Regions from separate parts of the Homo sapiens genome. Here region 1 is linked to region 2. Evidence: read pairs that join two places in POLR2A ChIA-PET (ENCODE). Cell type or tissue: PC-9. All regions are shown on one strand. Each heading gives the region's core, and the rest is flanking DNA. Links, peaks and the distances in the headings are about the cores only. Region 1 has its middle 110 kb from the start of MYO3A. Region 2 holds the start of LINC03028 (long intergenic non-protein coding RNA 3028).

The links. ChIA-PET counts read pairs that join two places held together with the same protein. Peaks named below come from ENCODE experiments on the same cell type or tissue, not always from the same donor. Only the 100,000 strongest peaks of a DNase experiment are listed, where the experiment ranks them.
Region 1: POLR2A ChIA-PET joins it to region 2 with 15 read pairs; 2 of 35 experiments call an interaction of 5 or more read pairs at or near these places.

Annotation. Positions count from the first base shown.
Region 1 is chr10:25,824,478-25,833,836 of GRCh38, reverse strand. No RefSeq gene overlaps it. Among named protein-coding and RNA genes, the nearest start is that of MYO3A, 110 kb to the left of the region's middle. In PC-9, for the core only: no CTCF peak of the experiment used is centred there; no DNase peak of the experiment used is centred there; H3K27me3 peaks cover 343 bases.
Region 2 is chr10:26,573,191-26,582,549 of GRCh38, reverse strand. LINC03028 (long intergenic non-protein coding RNA 3028) reads left to right here and starts at 3,243. Exons shown (of 3, transcript NR_134472.1): 1 at 3,243-3,356; 2 at 3,577-3,714; 3 at 4,703-4,864. RefSeq lists enhancers at 1-34, 2,801-3,301. In PC-9, for the core only: no CTCF peak of the experiment used is centred there; no DNase peak of the experiment used is centred there; H3K27me3 peaks cover 855 bases.

The sequences.
Region 1 (9,359 bases), core at 963-8,962, 750 kb after region 2:
ATGTGCCCCATAAATATGCACAAAAATTAGGTGTCAATAAAAATGTTTAAAAATTAATGAAAATAGTCTCAAAAACATTGCAAAAACTGTCCCAAGCAGAAGAGCAAACCATTTTCACCATCCTGTGTTTCGTTGGGAAAGGTCACTTTCAGGTGTACGCACTTGACAGGAACATGTACCAACTGGCCTTTATCACAGCAGAAAATCCTTCAATTTATATTTCACAAATAAACCTGAACTTATGGTGCATTCTATGTGATTTCATCAAAAGTGCTAAAAAGACTGCAGATCTCAAAATGAATAGGTTGTGTGTGCTGTTAAGAGACTCTACACGCTCTCAAGGGAAATCTTGATTGGAAGAGTTGTGTGATCTTAGCACTCAAAGGGCATGAGCCACTGCGATGAGAAGCACATGTTCTGCAAAGCCTGAGGAGTTCTCAGCTGGCGTGATGGGCCGAGGGGGAGGAAATCATATTTTCTTGAATAAGTCAGGGATACACACCATAATGCCAAATCTAAAAATAACAGCATGGTAGCCTTATGAATGTAATAGTAACAACTAAAGCCAAGGGCAGCCTCTATTCCTAACAGATTAACGTACTTTCCTGAAGTAACAATATCTGTCTTTTGTTAGGCCTGGAATAGATACCAGGACTGCAGGGTCTTTTATACGTGTTATCTCGCTTAGTCTCTCGTAAGACTCTACAATACAAGGTCATCTGAGGATGAAGTAATGGAGACATGGCTCTAGATCTTTAAAAAAAAATCCAATTCAGATAAAGTGTCATGGAGCCCCATTTTTTTGTAATAAAATTCATAGGAAGGAAACTAACATGTATACACATATGCCATATGCCAAGGTTAGGACTGAGTATTCTACCATGTAGATATCAATCAACTCTTTTAAATTTAATGTATGTAATTCATTTCAGAAGAGCTTTTGTTTGCCAATAGGAACTTTATAATTTATCATTAAAAAAATAACCATTTTAATGCTAATATAGGTAAGTTGGGAGACAGTTTGTGAACCATTCCCAAACTAGCATGGCTGACTAATCAGGTATATAATCACTCTCCATAACGTGTAGTCACAGGAAACATTACAAACCAAAAGTAGCAAAATTAAAAGGCAGAATTGTAAAATCCAACGAAATTTAATTCTCAGATAGTCAATGATGAAAATTACCACTCAATCAGCACAGGCATATAACTCATGTTGAACTTTTCTCCCTCATCTCCAACATGATATTCTGGTAGAGTAATATCTAGAAAATTTGAATATCAAAATTATTGTGTGCATTCATTGTACATAAAATGCATCAAGAAGTAAATAGCATAATTGGGGTCTGATAATACCAGAAATAAACAAGACAATATTATCAATAAAACATTTTGGGCATTTGTGAAAAATCTCAGTTTCTCAATTATTGATAATTTATATTAAATTAAAAGAAATTAAGGAAAAAGTAACATTTACCTTAAACCCACATTCTTTTGAAACTTATTCTCTTATATGTGTATTATATAACCATGATTGTTCTGATATATCTGATGGTGTATGCTAAGGCTCTGAATTTATCTTCTGTGGGCAGAAAACACAGCCCTTTAATAGAGAGCTGTACATAGCTGATCCTGTTTTAAAATATAAACTAAAATCATATAGAATGAATTAAACACCTGCTTTTACATCAAAACAGCTGAAAATGATGTGACTTGTCTAAGGGCCCTTGAACTCTGGCCTTCACTGCTGCTCACAAAATTTCAGAAGGAAATTGACTGAATTTTATGTTTCTATGTTACCTGAGATTTGCTAAATCACTCATAGGCTCATAATTTCTATATACAAAGGCAAAGTTCCTCAAGACACAAGACTTGCCTTTCCTCTTGGTGTCAATTCTTGCATATCGAGCTCTCTGAGTGATCTCTTGAGCTTCTTTTGTGGTCCTGCTTGTAAGGATTCTCTATGTCTTTGCTTTCCTTAATAGCATTGTTTCCCGTATTTCATTTGTGCTGGACAATATATGGAGTAGTGGCTTTTTCTCTTAATAAACCCAGTAAACAAACTTTGCAGAAACCTGAAGCAGTGATTAACTTTAGGTAAAGCAATATTAGTCCCTCATTATGATTTCTCAATGCCCAGACAACTTCCAGAGGTAATAAGAAAATTCCGAGACTCTTTGTGGGCAGGAACCATTTTTCCCTCACATCCTTCTTGGATGAATATCCTAATAAAAAAAAAAAATTCTAGGGAGATCACTTGGGTAAACAGTCTTTCTAATAGTTCTCAAAAGACTAGCCTGGATTGGAAAGCAATTTCAATTTTCTCTCAACTTTCCTTTTCTGCTCACATTTAGAATAAGAATATGTCTTTCTTTTGTAGCCAAAAAATAACTGTCAGCAGTGACATTGTGCAAGAGACTCCAGGCTTGTTCTTTTTCCTTGTGTTCTCTGAAGAGAAAATGATTACACTGTGACTTGCCATTGATTAACTAAAATCATCCAACTATAGAGAGAGGAGAAAGTGCAGCCCAGAAACCATAGCAACCTCTGCAAAAATGATTCCTGTAATGACACTCTTTCAGAATGTCCAGGCTTCCAGGTGGGCGACTGCTTGTCATTTTTGCCTGTAGTACTGGATCATCCACAGTGGAGCTGACTGGGGTTTACTTGTAAGGGCCATTCTAATTATGCAAGGAGAGCTCATGCTTGCTGCTGAGAAGGAGCAACAGAAACATTAGCTTTTGCTACACTGTACCATCAAGGAGGGATTACCTATACTCACCTCACTGCATTGGGAATCTATCTGCTCCCACTAATCTTTTCATTTCACCTGATAAACAAGAAGTTAGTCTCATTTCAGAGTCTAAAGAGGCATTTCCATTTTGTGGGACACAGCTCTCACATCAGGGACTCCTATTATTATTCAAGAGCGAGAATATTGAAATTTATCAGTGGTATTTTGACAATTTATATTATGAGGACATCTATTTGATTGCCAGCTGTAAGTTCAATAGATGAGAGAGTGGAACTCTGGACATGAAAGAGCAGTGTTATCACCTGGAAATCAGTGGGAAGGTTGGAAGTAATAACCTTTTTTCACTAGATTTTTATTTTCACCATTTGGAATAATTTTCCTTACTACATTTTCAAACATTTTTAATACCCACATTTATACACAAAAAGCCAAAAGAACACAGCAGTCTGCTATCATTGTTGCTCTGGTATTTAGCCATTTGCTTATATAGAGTGTAGCCAGCTGTCAAAGGCAAATATTGGAAATAACTTATAGATTGTTTTAAATGCAGGCTTTTGCTTATTTAGAGGAATCAGAAGATACTTTATCCAAACTAGTACTGTGCTGATTCGTCTTGTATTTTAACACTGTTAAGAAGACACATTCATTCATTCTTTTTAAAAAAAAAATCAAGCAAATAGGGAATATTGAAAGTCTAGTATGTACTATGTAAGTGAGCACTGGGCCAATCAAGATAAAAATTATCTTTCTTCAAGGGAGCTACAGTCTAGAAATCCTCAAGTTCCTACTTGTTAAGAAATCAACAGATATTTAAAGATTTTAGAGTTTTTCCAGAGGGTAATTTGCTACCAATGGAAATGGCTCCAAGACACTTTCCTTGTTTTGACTGAAGCTCTTCTTTCACACAGGCTGCTTAAGGCTTATGTGATAATCTTTTATGAAAACTACTCTCCAATTACGGGATAACGGTAATCTCCCATTTGGTAAAGAGAAAGTATTCCATCTAAGGCTTCTATGGGCTGCAGTTAGAGTGGAAAGAAGTAGGCTTCAGGCTATAACTGGAGAGCAGAGGCCAGCAAGTAACTGATAAACTGTAGGACATAGCACAGCCTTTGTAAACCACGAATCTTATATCATTTCCATACAATTCTTATTTATCTATGACTGTTTCCATGTATCTAAGTCTTTTTTCCTCAGCAAGACTTTCCTTTCTGGGTAGACAGACTGTATCTCACGCTCCTTTTCTATGCCCATAGTATATGAGATGCTTAATAAATATTTATTGACTTGACTGAATTTCTCTCTCATAATTTAAATTATAAGTGCAGAAAGCAAACTGAAACATTGAATGCCACCTATGACTATAGAAAATCTCTTAAAAGGTTTGAAGCTGAGTTTTAGTCATCATTTAAATCCACTGTGGGGTTATGTAAGGTTATTTCTTGAAGCTAAATATAACGATGAATACATAAGTTTGCATTTCACATTCTCCTTTTAAAGAACTCATTTAGCTTATCTCTCAAAAACAGGTTTGATTAATTTAAAATATGCCCTTGGATATTGACTTTTCTGAATGAAAACCTACAAGAGGCTTGGTGCATATATAAGCTGTGTACTGATCATGGAAAATACAAACAAATGGCGGATTCAGCAGAATCCATGCCACGTTTCAAGGACTTGACCTCTAACGTTGAATAGTTAATGTCTCATTCTTTATCATCAGTAATTATTGCCTTTAACGCAATTAGTAAAACTTGCAGGATGTTCATCAGGGAGTGAATTTATAGGTTGTTATGTGAAGGTTTTTTTTTTTTCTAAAAAACAAATATATCATGAGGCAAGAATTCATGTGGCAAGTCCTATGGCTAATTGCTTCCTTTGGGGCAGGCAGTTATTTGAGGGGGCTGAGGGAGAAAGTGCTTAGTTAATATTCACTTGGCTGGCCGATTATCATAGTTGAAATTATACTCGTGATAATTTTGCTTATATAAGTAAAGTGAGTATTACTGGCAAAATGTCATGAAAAATGTAAAAGTTACTGTCAATTTATACTGAAATGCAGTTAGTTAGAGAGAGAGGATTTTGAAGGAGATGATGAGTCAGAAAATATTCAAGAAGGCTTCGGTGTGCATCCATTTTCATGATGGTAAAAATACATTGTTTTTCCCTCTCCCGTCAGTAATGTGCAAATAGCTGGTTAAGTAGTTGGTATTTCCTAAACCTTGTGGTTGCTGCAGAAGTTTGAATAGCAAGTACAAAATATTTAGTTCAATTTACATAGCACGTATGTTTGTTTACTTGACTAGATATGTCATTCACTAGACATCGTGCTCTAGAGAGCAGGTGCTGGGGTCTGATTCAAAGTTTAAGGGAGGGCTGGGCACGGTGGCTCATGCCTGTAATCCCAGCACTTCGGGAGACTGAGGTGGGAGGATTGCTTGAAACCAGCCTGGGAAGCATAATAATGAGATCTCATCTCTACAAACACTAGGATCACTTGAGCTCAGGAGTTTTACTAACACTGAGTGAGACCTTGTTTCCACTAAAATTCAAACAACATAGTGAGACTTTGTTTCTACTAAAAAAAAAAAAAAAATAGCCAGGTGCTGTGGCACATCCCTGTAGTCCCAGCTACTTGGGGGGCTAAGGTGGGAGGATTGCTTGAGCCCAGGAAGTCGAGGCTTTAGTGAGCTCTGATCGTGTCTCTGCACTCTAGCCTGGGTGACAGAGCAAGACCCTATCTCAGAGTCTAAGGGAGGCTTCCAATCATTCTAGTTTAAAGTGCTGGTGAGAGTCAGCTTGATCTGGTTTTTAATCTGGGCTCGGCCATCTGCTTGCCTTGTATTGTTGTATATTTAACCTCTATAAAGTCAAGAACATGTACTTTGTAAATGGCAGTCATTGTATGTATGGTTTTATTAACATGATGAAATGTTTAATTTTTAGTATGTTCTGGAGGATAGAGAGAGAGGGTGGTGGAGAGGAGAAGGGGAAAGAGTTTAATTTGTTGGTTTGCTTCAGCTAAGAGGTATTAGTTTAGTACAATGGTTGTTAAATATCTATCTGCAGTTCCATTATATTAAAGACTCTTGGAGATTTTTTAAAATGTAGATTTCTAACTCCATTCCTTAAGTCTCTCTGGAAAATTATTTTCTCCACTGACTCATTAGCTTACAAATGGAGAAAATGACTGCTCAGTGTCAACTCCACGTGGTGTTTCAGTAACAGTTTTCAATACACTTTGACCACTTGGGATAAAACAAAACAAAATGCTCACCTACATCACTCAAGGTCAAAACACATCTAAGCATAATTGTGGAGTATTAAGAAAGTGACAAGAACTCTACAAATCAAGCCCATAGCATGAGGCTAAAGCTGTACTCAGGGACAAGTGCTTAGTATCAAATATTATACACTATTAAAGGGTAATTTTAAAAAATGAAGCATTTAAATGAAAAAGCCAACAAAAACAACAACGAAAACTATTTAAGGGAGGAAGCTTTAAAAAGTGAGATAAAAGCAGAGATTATTCAATAGGAAAACAGACAATAAAGCCCTATAAATAAGGATTTTTGTTTTGTTTTCAGTTGTGGGACATGTCAGTTTCATTAAAGAAAGAACATAAATATAGCAAATGTGAAACCAAAATAATGTCATATCAGATAGAATGCCAATTATGACACTAACACATTTTGTAGAATATTATGCTTTATAATAAATTGAAAATATCAGTGTTAAAATTTTCCTTAAAAAAATAAACTGCCATCATTAACTCAAAAAATAGGTAACCTTAATAGACCAACAGTAAGGGAGGAAATTAAAAGTATTGTAAAAATAATTATCTCGCAAAAGGCGCCGGCTCCACATAATTCTACCAGTGCGCTCTTAAGATATTTTCAAGAACAGTAACTATTTACTATACAAAATGATCCAGAACATGAAAAGAAAGAGAAGGGAATTAAAAGAAAAACTCATTTATGATTCTGCCAGAATAGTGAATTACAAATCTGATACAGCCAGTGCAAACATATTTAAAGTTCAATCAGGCCAGGCATGGTGGCTCACACCTGTAATCCCAGGATTTTGGGAGTTCAAGACCAGCCTGGCCAACAGGGTAAAACCTCGTCTCTACAAAAATATAAAAATTAGCTGGGAGTGATGATGGGTGCCTGTAATCCCAGCTACTTGGGAAGCTGAGGCCAGAGAATCACTTGAACCCGGGAGGTGGAGGTTGCAGTGAGCCAAGATTGCACCATTGCACTCCAGCCCGGGTGACAGAGCAAGACTTCATCTCAAAAAAATAAATAAATAAAAATAAAGTTCAATCATACATGTTATTACAAATGCAAAAATTTCCAAGTTAAACATTAATTAATGTTGTTTATTCTTAGATATTCTCAGAATGCCAGGATCATTTAATGTAAAAGAAAATATTATATTTCATAAATCAGTAAAAGGAGAAAATTATCAGAAAGTGAAAAGGCATTTGAAAATGTAACCTCTGTATTTGATTTAAAAATTGTATTATTAAGCTAAGTTTTAAGAAATATTTTTATCAAATAGCTTACTAAATGCATCTCAGTGCAAACCTAATACCCTTAACAGTAAAAAAACGCAGGCACATAATTGTTCAAGTCTGGAAAAAAAGCTGTTGGGGAGTTATTACTATTATTTAACATTGCTCTATAAATTCTAGCATTCACTAGTCAAGAATAAGAGGAGTATATAAGCTGGAATTCAGACAGTGGAATTTTCATTATTTATAGGTGATATGATTATCTTAAAAGCTCAATAAAGTAAATTCAAGGAGAAAAACATGCTAAAACTAAAAAAAGACAAAGCCATGTATTTAAAAAACTAACTATATAACATTAATGGACAATAGATATATATGGATAATGACCAGTTAGAACATGTATATACCAGGGAGGAAGTACCAATTTACTCTAATGATAAAACAAATCATCAATTTAACAATAAAGATAAAAGAGTCATTATAAGAACACTTAAAACCTACTGAGATAATTAAAGGAACACTTGGACCATCAACATATCATTTTCCTGGAATATAGTAAAGATATCAAATATCATTTAAATAATTTTACATTAGAAAAATAATAAAACCTGATAGGTATTTACTATTATTTAAGCTTTTTACTTCGTTACATGTAATTGGAATTGGTTTGTAGTTTCCTTTTCACATTATCAGAAGAAAAGGGCAAATTACCCAAACAATTTACAATAAGTAAGTTGCTTGTGAGGGAGATATTGTACAAGTTATTAAAACGTTTTAAAAATATGATTTAAACAGTATGTTGCTGGTTCAAGAATAGACTTTCTAATACAGGTGACAGAATAGAAAGGAAGGAGTCTGATATTTAGAATGTGGTAAAGCTCATTATTTCAAATAAGTCAGAAAATAAACCATTATTTAATAAAGTGTGCTGAAACAAATGATCATTTCATTTGAGAAAAAAAGTTAGACCCCTGACTTATACCTTATATTTCTGGAACTAGTTAATAATGGGGATAATTATGGCACCCATTAATTACGGTACCTACCTGATCGGATTGTTTGTGGATTAAATTAGTTAATGTGTATGAAGGCCCTGGGCACATGGCGACTTAGCTTTTGTTTGTTAATAAAATAAAATAATAAACAATAGGCAAAATAAAAGCTAAGTTGCCATGTGCCAGGCCCTTCATACACATTAACTAATTTCATCCACACAACCATTTGATCAGGTAGGTACTATAATTATCCTCATTTTACAGATAAGAAAATAGAGGCACAGAAAGGTTTAGTAATTTGCCCAAGATCATCCAGCTATTAAATGGCAGAGACAGCATTTACACAGGGCTCAATCTCTATGCTAAACCCTATTTGTCCTAGGATATGATTCTGTTAGCTTACGACTGATCAGTTCTATTTAGTGTTATTTCATTTAAACTTTTCCCTTTGATATTTATTCAAAAGTGAGAGGGCTTTCAGGTTTTCTTTTTGCATACCTTCATCTGATTTTTATATTACTGTTATTCTGGCTTTACCACAAAGAATTTGAGAGCTTTCCAACATCCTTATATTCTAGAACACGTTAAATGGCAGTCAAAGAATCTTTTTGTTGCATGTATCAAAGGACCCAGTCTTCTTTCTTCATCTTAATATCCTAAGAGACATTTCTATGAACACAGTTCATTTTCCAAAGGAAATGGGCACATGCGTGGGAGTGGCTATACAGAATTCTCTTTGCAGTGGCCATACTGTTGGGACACCTGATTGAACATAGCATCTGACAACGGTGCAGAGAACATAAAATCAGAGAAGTCTCTTCACTGCGCTGTTTCCTGACGCCGGGATGCAGCCGATGATCAACCCTGCAGCTCCCTGTGCTCTCTCCTGCCTAAGTCACATCTCTGAAGTCAAGGGGAGGGGTCCTGTCAGGGTGCAGGCACGACCAGACCTTTATTTAGCAGGAGGCACAGCTGACTCAACCCCTGCTCGTGACACCCAGGGTGATAATCAAAAGTCTATTGTGAGATGCTGAGGCTGAGCCATCACTCCAGCAACTCTGACTTACCTGCAAAATGATGCCTGTTTCGGGAA
Region 2 (9,359 bases), core at 680-8,679:
TGATTGGGGCTGCCTTTGGTTCATATGCGACCGTTCCGTGTGGACCCCACGGGGTCTTCTCGGGCAGCATGGGCCTTCGCTCACCCCCAAGTTTACAGAGCTAAACACCTTTCGCCTCTTCCTGGCAAAAGCATTGCTGGCACGAGCAGCCCTGGGCCATGGGGTGGCACTCCAATAGCGGCCTGCACCTCGCGTCACCCCCATACCCTGAGCTGACTTGTCTGCTAATAAAACCTGCCAACATCTCTGGTTTATTTTAAAAGGGCCTAGATGCAACAAGCCTGAGAGTTGTGACTGGGGGAGGAGAGAGCACAAACGGATTCATCTTCCTTCCACCACTGCCCAACAACTGAAGACCACCAACTGAGGACCACCAACTGAAGAGAAACAACTTAGATTACCAACTGAGGGCACTAATTGAAGGCAACTAATGAGGGCACCCACTGAAGGCCACCAAGTGAAGGCCAGTTGTCCTACCAACCAGAACGCATCCTGGTTCAGAGGAAACAATCAGGTCCAGAATCTCCTGCATGCATCCCCACAAACTTGGAACTTGAGAGCACAGGCACATGGCTCACAAGGAACCTCACTGCCAGCGGCCCCACCCCACCTTTCATTCATTGCTGGCTGCTAGGACCTTTCAGGTTTCTCACTGTGAAGAAGTTCCTAGGGATCATCAACTTACAATGAATGATGCTAAAATTACTGAAACCAAATCTGCCTCGCGCAGTGTCTGGGATTCATAGAACCCTCTTCCCCCCGTAATCTCTGAAACATTAAGAAACTAGAAATAAGAGAGATTTCTGCAGGTGCTTTCAGAAAAAACTTTGCCATGAGCTGAGCCTACTCTATAATGTCAAGTCATATTTCATATATTCATATATATATTCAATACACATATATTAGATTTACATTTTTTAAAATAACACACATGCTCAATCAAATTAACAAGGTTAACATAAGAAGTTTTCTAAAATGTACGCACTAAGTATATCACATTTTTCTAATAATCACTTTGATAGAGCAGCTTAGAATCTATGGTTTCAACAAATCAAGAGGCTTTCGTATGAGAAAACCACCACACAATATAAGATTTTCAATGTGATAATCATTGCTACTTTTAAATAGAAATTACCCAGTAAATGTATGTTGAACTGCTTTGTGACTATTGTGATTTAGTTAGTCTTTCTAATCCTTGGTTTGATTATCTCAAAAATATGAGTAGCGCTTATTTTATAAACTTGCCCTAAAAATTAAATGAGAGAAAGAGAATCCTTATTCTCCAGATATTGAACACTTACAAAATTGTAGACATTGTATCCAGATTTTTACACACTTGCCTTATAGAAGCCTGATAACAACCCTCTCTTTTAAATTACAAGCATTTTGCCATGGGTTTTACACACTTACCTTATGGAAGCCTCATAACAATCACATCTTTTATAGATTAGCAAACTGAGGCTCAGACAAGTTAAAAACAAATTCATCTTCACTTCATAAAGAGCGATGGAACTGGGATTTAAATCCAGTTTTCTCTGTCGCCAAAAATGGTGCATGTTAAGGAGAACCAAGTTATACCCAGAACATGGAGGGGTCAAAACATGTGGATTCTCTTTTCTACCCCCTCATGTGTGAATTTCAATGGCTTGCACTGCCTCAGAACAATCCTAAACTCCCTCCCAGGTTGCCTTGCAGTGGTTCCCTTTTTCTTGGGGATGATTAGGAATCTGCATATTTAGACCACAAGCATCACCTTTTAACAGGTGTGTTGATCAAGAAATGAAATTTGCTAGGCCATATGTTACTAAGTGTGAATTGTCCAGCTTCTCTTCAATAAATAAAGGGGCTATTCCGTGTAAAACATCACCGCATCCACTGAATTTGTGTGGGAAGATTTGGAACAATACGGCAGGAGCATCTTACTGACAGCTGCGCAGGAACACCAGCCAAAACACACAAAGCAGGAGCAGCTCCCAAGGCCAGGTGTGGTGGTTCTTGCCTGTCATCCCAACAAAGTGGGAGGCCAATGTGGGTGAATCACTTGAGGTCAGGGTTTGAGACCTTCCTGGACAACACAATGATACCCTGTCTCTACAAAACATCATTTCTTATTATTAGAATGAGGAAGAGTACCTCTAACCCTCAGCCATTACTTTAGGGGAGAGAGCTCTGCTCTAGAACTCGGGATGTGAAATTGGGAGTCCCAATGCGGCTACTTAAGCTTAAATACAAGAGCTGTCAGACATTTCCTCTACCATAATGAAATCGGTGGCATCCAATTTGTATTTTGAAAACTTAGTTTTTGGCCAGCCTAGGAAAAGAAGAGGGCCCAGAAGTGGGTATTTGGGCAGAGCAATGAAAAGTAACCGGCTGGATGCAACAGGGAAAGAAGGAGTGGGGAGTCGAGTCAGAGCAAGTCCTCCTGTTTGGGGCAGGGGATAGGAAAGCGAACTAGGAGCAGGAGGGAGGAGCCCTAGGCTGTGGATGCCTCTGGGGGTACCTTGGGTGAGCAAGGCCAGAGGAGCTCCTAAGACCAAGAGGTATCTGTCGCCTCCCTACCTTTTGGCGTCTTCGGGTCGCCAATGTGCTGCTAGTCAAGGCTCCTGAATCAGACTGGGCAGGCTCCAAAGCAGTGGAGTCTGGCGCTACTCCCACCGCCACCTCGTGGATCTCAGAAAGGCTCCAAACACCGCACCCTCAGCTGGCCCTGCTTGGGGCTGGCATTGGGGGACAGCGTGTTCCGGGCGCCTCTTCTCCTCTGTGCTAGGGCCTTCGCCTTTGCTGGCTGCCCACTCATAGATGTCAGAGCCGCAGGAAGGCTCCGCAGAAGCCCTGTGCGGGCCCTGCCTGGGGCTGGCTTTGGTGCACATGCGACAGGCCAGCGTGGTCCCCATGGGACACCTCTGTTCTTCTCCAGCAGCTTGGGCCTTCGCTTGCCCCCACGCCTGCAGAGCTGAGCACCTGCCACCTCTCCCCAGGAAAGGCAACCAAATGCCACCAACTGAAGGCACCCACTGAAGGCACTAACTGAAGGCCAGTTGCCCTGCCAGCCAGATCGTGTCCTGCTTAGGAGGAACCAATCAGGCCTTGAGTTCCCTCCACGCGCCGCCCTTCCATTTGTGATGTGGGAGTCCAGGCACTGGCTCACAAGGCCCCGCCCCCACAGCGGCCCTGCCCCACCTTTCATTCATTGATAGCTTCGAGAAACTTTCAGGTTTCCTCACTGTGAATTATGAATATGAACTATATTAAAATTACTGTAACCCAATGTGCTTCATGCACTATCTGGCATCCAAAGGATCCTCTTTCGCCCATGTTGGGGTTTTCGAAACTGGAAAGAAGACTGATTTCTGCAGGTGCTTCAGAAAAAATCTTTGCCATGAGTTAAGTCTACTGTGTGATGTTAACATATATATATATATATCATATATATATACACACAGGTATTCAAAAATTATATATTCATTTTATGTTTTTGAAAATAACACACATATTCAAACTAGCACGTGTAATAGAGAAATTTCCTAAAATTTGTACACTGAGTAAACCATATTTTTCTAATGATTTCGTTGATAGAGCAGCTTTCTAGATGCAGCCCTGTTCACATGTGACTGGTATTTACCTTCTTTCATCAAACATGTCTTTAGAATCGACTCAAGGCAAGATGCAGTAGAGAAATGTAAGAGCCAACTAGAGGAGCCATTTAACTACTAGGTGAGACTGATAGGTATACAAGCAACTTCAATAAAATGATAGGCATGGAACGTACCTGGGGAGAAGTGCTAAGATGGGCTCCAAAAGCCCCGTATTCATGAAGATGCAATCTTTATATTTAAAATACTAGTGATACAATAAAATGTTCTCCTTCACCTCTCACCTTTAATTTCATGGTATTGTCATCCACCCTCTCTATTCTGACTAAGCGTTTCTTTCGTAAGCCCCAAGAAATAGCAAAACCACGGAAAATAAACATTTCAATCTTTGCTTTATTGTTGAAAGAAGTGTGTCGTTGATGACTTAGTTTATTATCATAGAGCCAGATTCCCAGTGAGGAAGCAGCATGAGCTGGAATTCATGCCCTTCATTTGGAAAGCTTGCAAATCATTGACATTCTTTTTTTCGCTAAATGTTTTAGAAAATTAGAATTCTCTTTATGCTGTAAAGGGATCTTAAAATGACGGGAATATATTTGTACTCTCCATGACAGTGTACATATTCCTTCTCTTAGTTTAGTACAAAAATAGTACTTAAGGAACTTCTGTGGAATAATAGCAATTCTAAGTAACAACTAGAGTTGAGATTTTTCATAAAACAAAATGTATAAACTCTTATTGTTGTTTGTTCGATTTGAGACAATCTAGCTCTGTCGCCCAGGCTGGAGTGTAGTGTGGTGATCTCAGCTCACTGCATCCTCCACATTCAGTTTCAAGCCATTCTTCTGCATCAACCTCCCAGGTAGCTGGGAGTACAGGCAGACGCCGCCATGCCCGGCTAATTTTTATGTTTTTAGTAGAGACAAGGTTTCACAATGTTGGCCAGGCTGGTCTCCAACTCCTGACCTCCAGTGATCTGTCTGCCTCTGCTACCCAAAGTATAAACATTTTTAAACATTTAAAGTTGACCTTGCCATTTAGAAATGTAGAAATTCATCAGGGTCCTGAGTAATTATAATGTATATTTATCTGCCCACATTTTTTACCAGGTGCATCTTCTCCAGCAAGTTCTTCAGCATCCTTTCCAGAAGCATTCGACAGCCAAGGAAGCAGGCTACGCCTCACCTACTCCTTCCTGGGCTAAAGATCTCAGACTTAGTTGCTTAATTTGGGAAAAATAAATTAAAGAAGTCTTCTATCATTATACGCAACATAGAATAATCTGTTTAAGAAATTATTTTTGATCCTCCACATTTTGATGCCAATCCCACATTTGGTAATAATGATTATATATGCAAATATTTTTAGCCGATTAAATTGGAACATATTCTTTGAAACAACTTCATGATGATTTTTGTTCTAATCAGTAAGTTTAATGGAATAATAAGGTATTTTTGATAAAGCACGTGAGTTATTCTCAATGATTACAAGATCTTACGACATTGTAATCAAAATGGATCATTAGAGCCTGGCTTGGTGGCTCATGCCTGTAATCCCAGCACTTTGGGAGGACGAGGGAGGTGGACCACCTGAGGTCAAGAGTTCAAGACCAGCCTGGCCAACGTGGTGAAATCCCATCTCTACTAAAAATACAAAAAAAAAAATTAGCTCGGTGTGGTGGCGGGCACCTGTAATCCCAGCTACTTAGGAGGCTGAGGCAGGAGAATTGCTTGAACCCCGGAGGCAGAGGTTGCAGTGAGCTATGATCACGCCATTACACTCCAGCCTGGGCAACAGGATTGAAACTCTGTCTAAAAAAAAATGGATTATTAAATATTGATCTAGTATTTACTGTAAACTCAGCACTTTGGGGTATATCAGTGCTGTATTTAGTTTTATTATGCTATATTTAGTTTTATTATGCTCCTAGAGATTTTTTTATCTCTATCATAGAATTTTCAAACATTTACTAAGGTAGAGAAAATTTTAATAGTTTAATGAACCTAATTTACCATTTAATCAGCTTACTAACAATTAATACATTGCCAATTTTGCTTCATCTACACCTCCACACACTTTCTCCATATTCCTCTTTATTGCCTTAATTGAAGTATAATATACGTATCCTCAATTTTTTGGAAATTCAGACATTGTATCATTTCCTCTACAAATATTTCCATATGCATATCTAAATGCTAATGACTTAGAACACAAACAGTCCTTGACATCATATGACCTTGAGGCAAATTAGCAATAACTCTTAATGTATCAAATGAAGTATTCAGTCAGTTTTCAACATTTTCCTATTGTCTTGTAAATTATTATCATCAGCATTATCTTATAGTTATTTTATTTATTTATTTATTTGTTTATTTTTGTGACGGAGTCTCACTCTGTTGTCCAGGCTGGAGTGCAGTGGCGCAATTTCGGCTTACTGCAATTTCTGCCTTCTGGGTTCAAGTAATTCTCTGCTTCAGCCTCCCAAATAGCTGGGATCACAGGCGCCTGCCACCATGCCTGGCTAATTTTTGTATTTTTAGTAGAGACCGGGTTTCACCATCTTGGCCAGGCTGGTCTTGAACTCCTGACCTCGTGATCCACCTTCCGCAACCTCCCAAAGTGCTGGGATTACAGGTGTGAGCCACCGTGCCCAGCCTCTTATGGTTATTTTAATTGGGATTTGAATAAGGAGTATACATTAAAATTAGATGATAAGACGTCTTAAGCTTCCTTTGATATCTTTGAGTATATCACCTACATGTGTCCCTACATCTTTTTTCACTTGCACTCCATTGGTTCCTTTAGTTTCGATTGAAGAAACCAGATTATTTATCCTGTGGTATTTCAACATTCTGCATTTTTCTGATTGCATTCTGTGGTATTATTTACTGAACCTGTGATATAGTTTGGATGTCCCCTCCAAATCTCATTGATATGGTTTGGCTCTATGTCCCCACCCAGATCTCATCTTGAATTATGACCCCCATGTGTGGAAGGAGGGACTTGTGGGGAGGTGATTGGATCATGGGGGCCGTTCCCCCATGCTGTTCTTGTGATAGTGAGAGAGTTCTCATGACATATGGTAGTTTAATAAGTGTCTGGCATTTCCTCTTCGCTCTCTATCTCCTGCTGCCATGTAAGATGTGACTTGCTTCTCCTTCACCCTCTGTGATGATTGTAAGTTTCCTGAGGACCCCCAGCCATGCATAACCATGAGTCAATTAAAACTTCCTTTATAAATTACCCAGTCTCAGGTAGTTTCTTTATAACAGTGTGAAAATGTACTAATATACTCATGTTGAGATACAATCCCCAATGTTGGAGGTGGGGCCTTGCGGGAGGTGTTTGGGTCATGGGGACAGATCCCTCATAACTTGGTGCTGTCCCACTGATGGTGAGTGAGTTCTCAGGAGATCTGTTGTTTCAAAGTGTGTGGCACCTCCCTAGCTTGCTCTCTAGTCCCAGTCTCTCCATGTGAGAAGCCTGCTTCCACTTTGCCTTCTGCCATGAATGGAAACCTCCAGAGGCCTCCCCAAAAGGTGAGCAGATGCCAGCACCATGCTTCCTGTAAAGCCTGCAGACCTGTGAGCCAATTAAACCTTTTTTCTTTATAAATGACCCAGCCTCAGGTATTTCTTTATAGCAACAGAAAAACAACCTAACACAGCATGTGTCTGTGCCCCCTGTATTTCTGTAAATATAGAGCTTCAGTCAGATTCAGAATTGATTTATTTGTCAAAAATAATTGAAATACCGAGCAAACATCTGCCTCAGTGAATGGCCACTATTTCTTCTATAACTACATTTATGTTCCATTTGAATTTCACTTTGTGTTATCCCTTTTTTCTTTTTTTTTTTTTTTTGTTTGCAGTTTCATGTTTGTTGACCACTTCCCTCTTTTGATTGTTCATTTTTGTAAAATGTCACGTGAGCGTCTCACTGGGAGACAAAGAGGCAAGACAACGACATACTTTGTTCTCTTTATAAACTCAGTAACAAATATGCAGTGATTGGCAACCTCATAATTTGAAAGAGATGATGGGTCACTGATCATGATTGCATCTGTTATTTATGTTGTGATTTGTGGACTGAAGAGCTCACACAAAGTTTGTACTTTACGTAATTACTCACAGTTAAAATACCATGGCAACTGAATTTGGAACCATGTTGGGGAACTCACGTTATTTAATTAAATCGTAGTTATTGGAACTAGGTGGAGCAGTGATGACCTGCACCTCTTTTTTCCTGATGTTTTCTTTTATATCTGCAATAAACATTTACAGTTTTCCTTATAGACTTTGAAATTGTCTATCAATTCTAAAAATATTTTAGTTCTTGTTGCTCTTCTGAATCACCCTTTATACTACATTTTACAAATGAGCTTCACTGATATATAGTACACAGGACAGTTTTTAGTTTCTCTACTTAATAGCTTTTAATGGATTGCTTGACTTGGTTTTTAAATTTTAAGTAGATACATCATCTGAGAATTTAAAAGTCTGTCTTTTCCATTCAGATATTTGTTACCTTGTTGGTTTTGCTGTTGTGTGCATTGGCTAGAGACTCCAGGATAATGTTGAATAATATTAATTATAATACTGACTTTAATGGTGTATTAGTCTTGTCTCTTATTTTCTGAATTTGATGCTTTGAAATCTGGGCCTTGTTGACCCTGGAGGGACTGCCCCTCTGAGGATAGGCTAATTGCTGGATGTAATAAACAACTTGCCTGCATGCATGACTTTCCTATATAATCCAACCAACCCAGAGTTTATACCCCCTTCTTTCTCATCTCTTCCTCACTCTTTATTCTTCTTTATCTCTGTTTATCTCTTTTGCAGTCTTTATTCTTCCTTATCACTCTGACATTTCTGGCCACTGTTCTGCCTCTCTAATTTCCTCAGGGCCAGATAGCAGCCTCTTCTTTCCAGAAGACAATGAAATATTTAAACTAGCCAATGCTAAGCCTGATTGCCCTGACTTGCTTGTTCCCTCCCATGGAACTGCAATAAAGATTCTTTCCCATGTTTTCCCCCATTCACGTTGCCTCCTGACTGACCTTGATGTTTCCCTGTCCTCCCCCTTGTGGTGTGCTGTGCCCACAGCTTCTAAGGAACTGTGAGTAGTAAAATAAACTACTTCCCTCATGACAGTCATTTCTGTGTTTGTGTGTCTTACCGTTACTGATTAAAACAAATTCTGGGTAGTATGAATGTAAGTGACATTTCTGTTTGTGCTTTATTATTAAATATGTCCTTTGCTGTAGGTTTCAGACACCTTTCATCAGTATAAAAACATCTTCCTCAGATGCTAGCTTCTTATGAAGTTTTAAATTTTGTTAACAAGCAGTGGTGTTGAATTTCATCAAAAGCCTTTTTGATATTTATTGAAATAATTATTTGATTTTTCTCCTATGAGTTTTTCCAATAAAAAATGATACTGATTGAACAATAGGTTAAAATTAAAGTTTCATCAAAGACCGCCAGAATATAATAGCTCTGAAAGTCCAAATCACCATACGTAGGTTTTCATAGCAAATATCCGAGAACCTGCTCCACAACTGTTAATTTCCCCTATTTACTTTAACAATATGAAAGGATGTAGAGTGGAGAAGACTGCAGGGAACTCTTGCCTTGCACTCTCCCCTATCTTGCCTTTGATAGTCATATGTATGGAGAGGAAAATAATGCAAAGTCTCAACCCTGGGTTTAGAGGAGGAATCCTTAGGGGGCCGCCAGGACAACTGACCAAAAAACTCTGGGAACT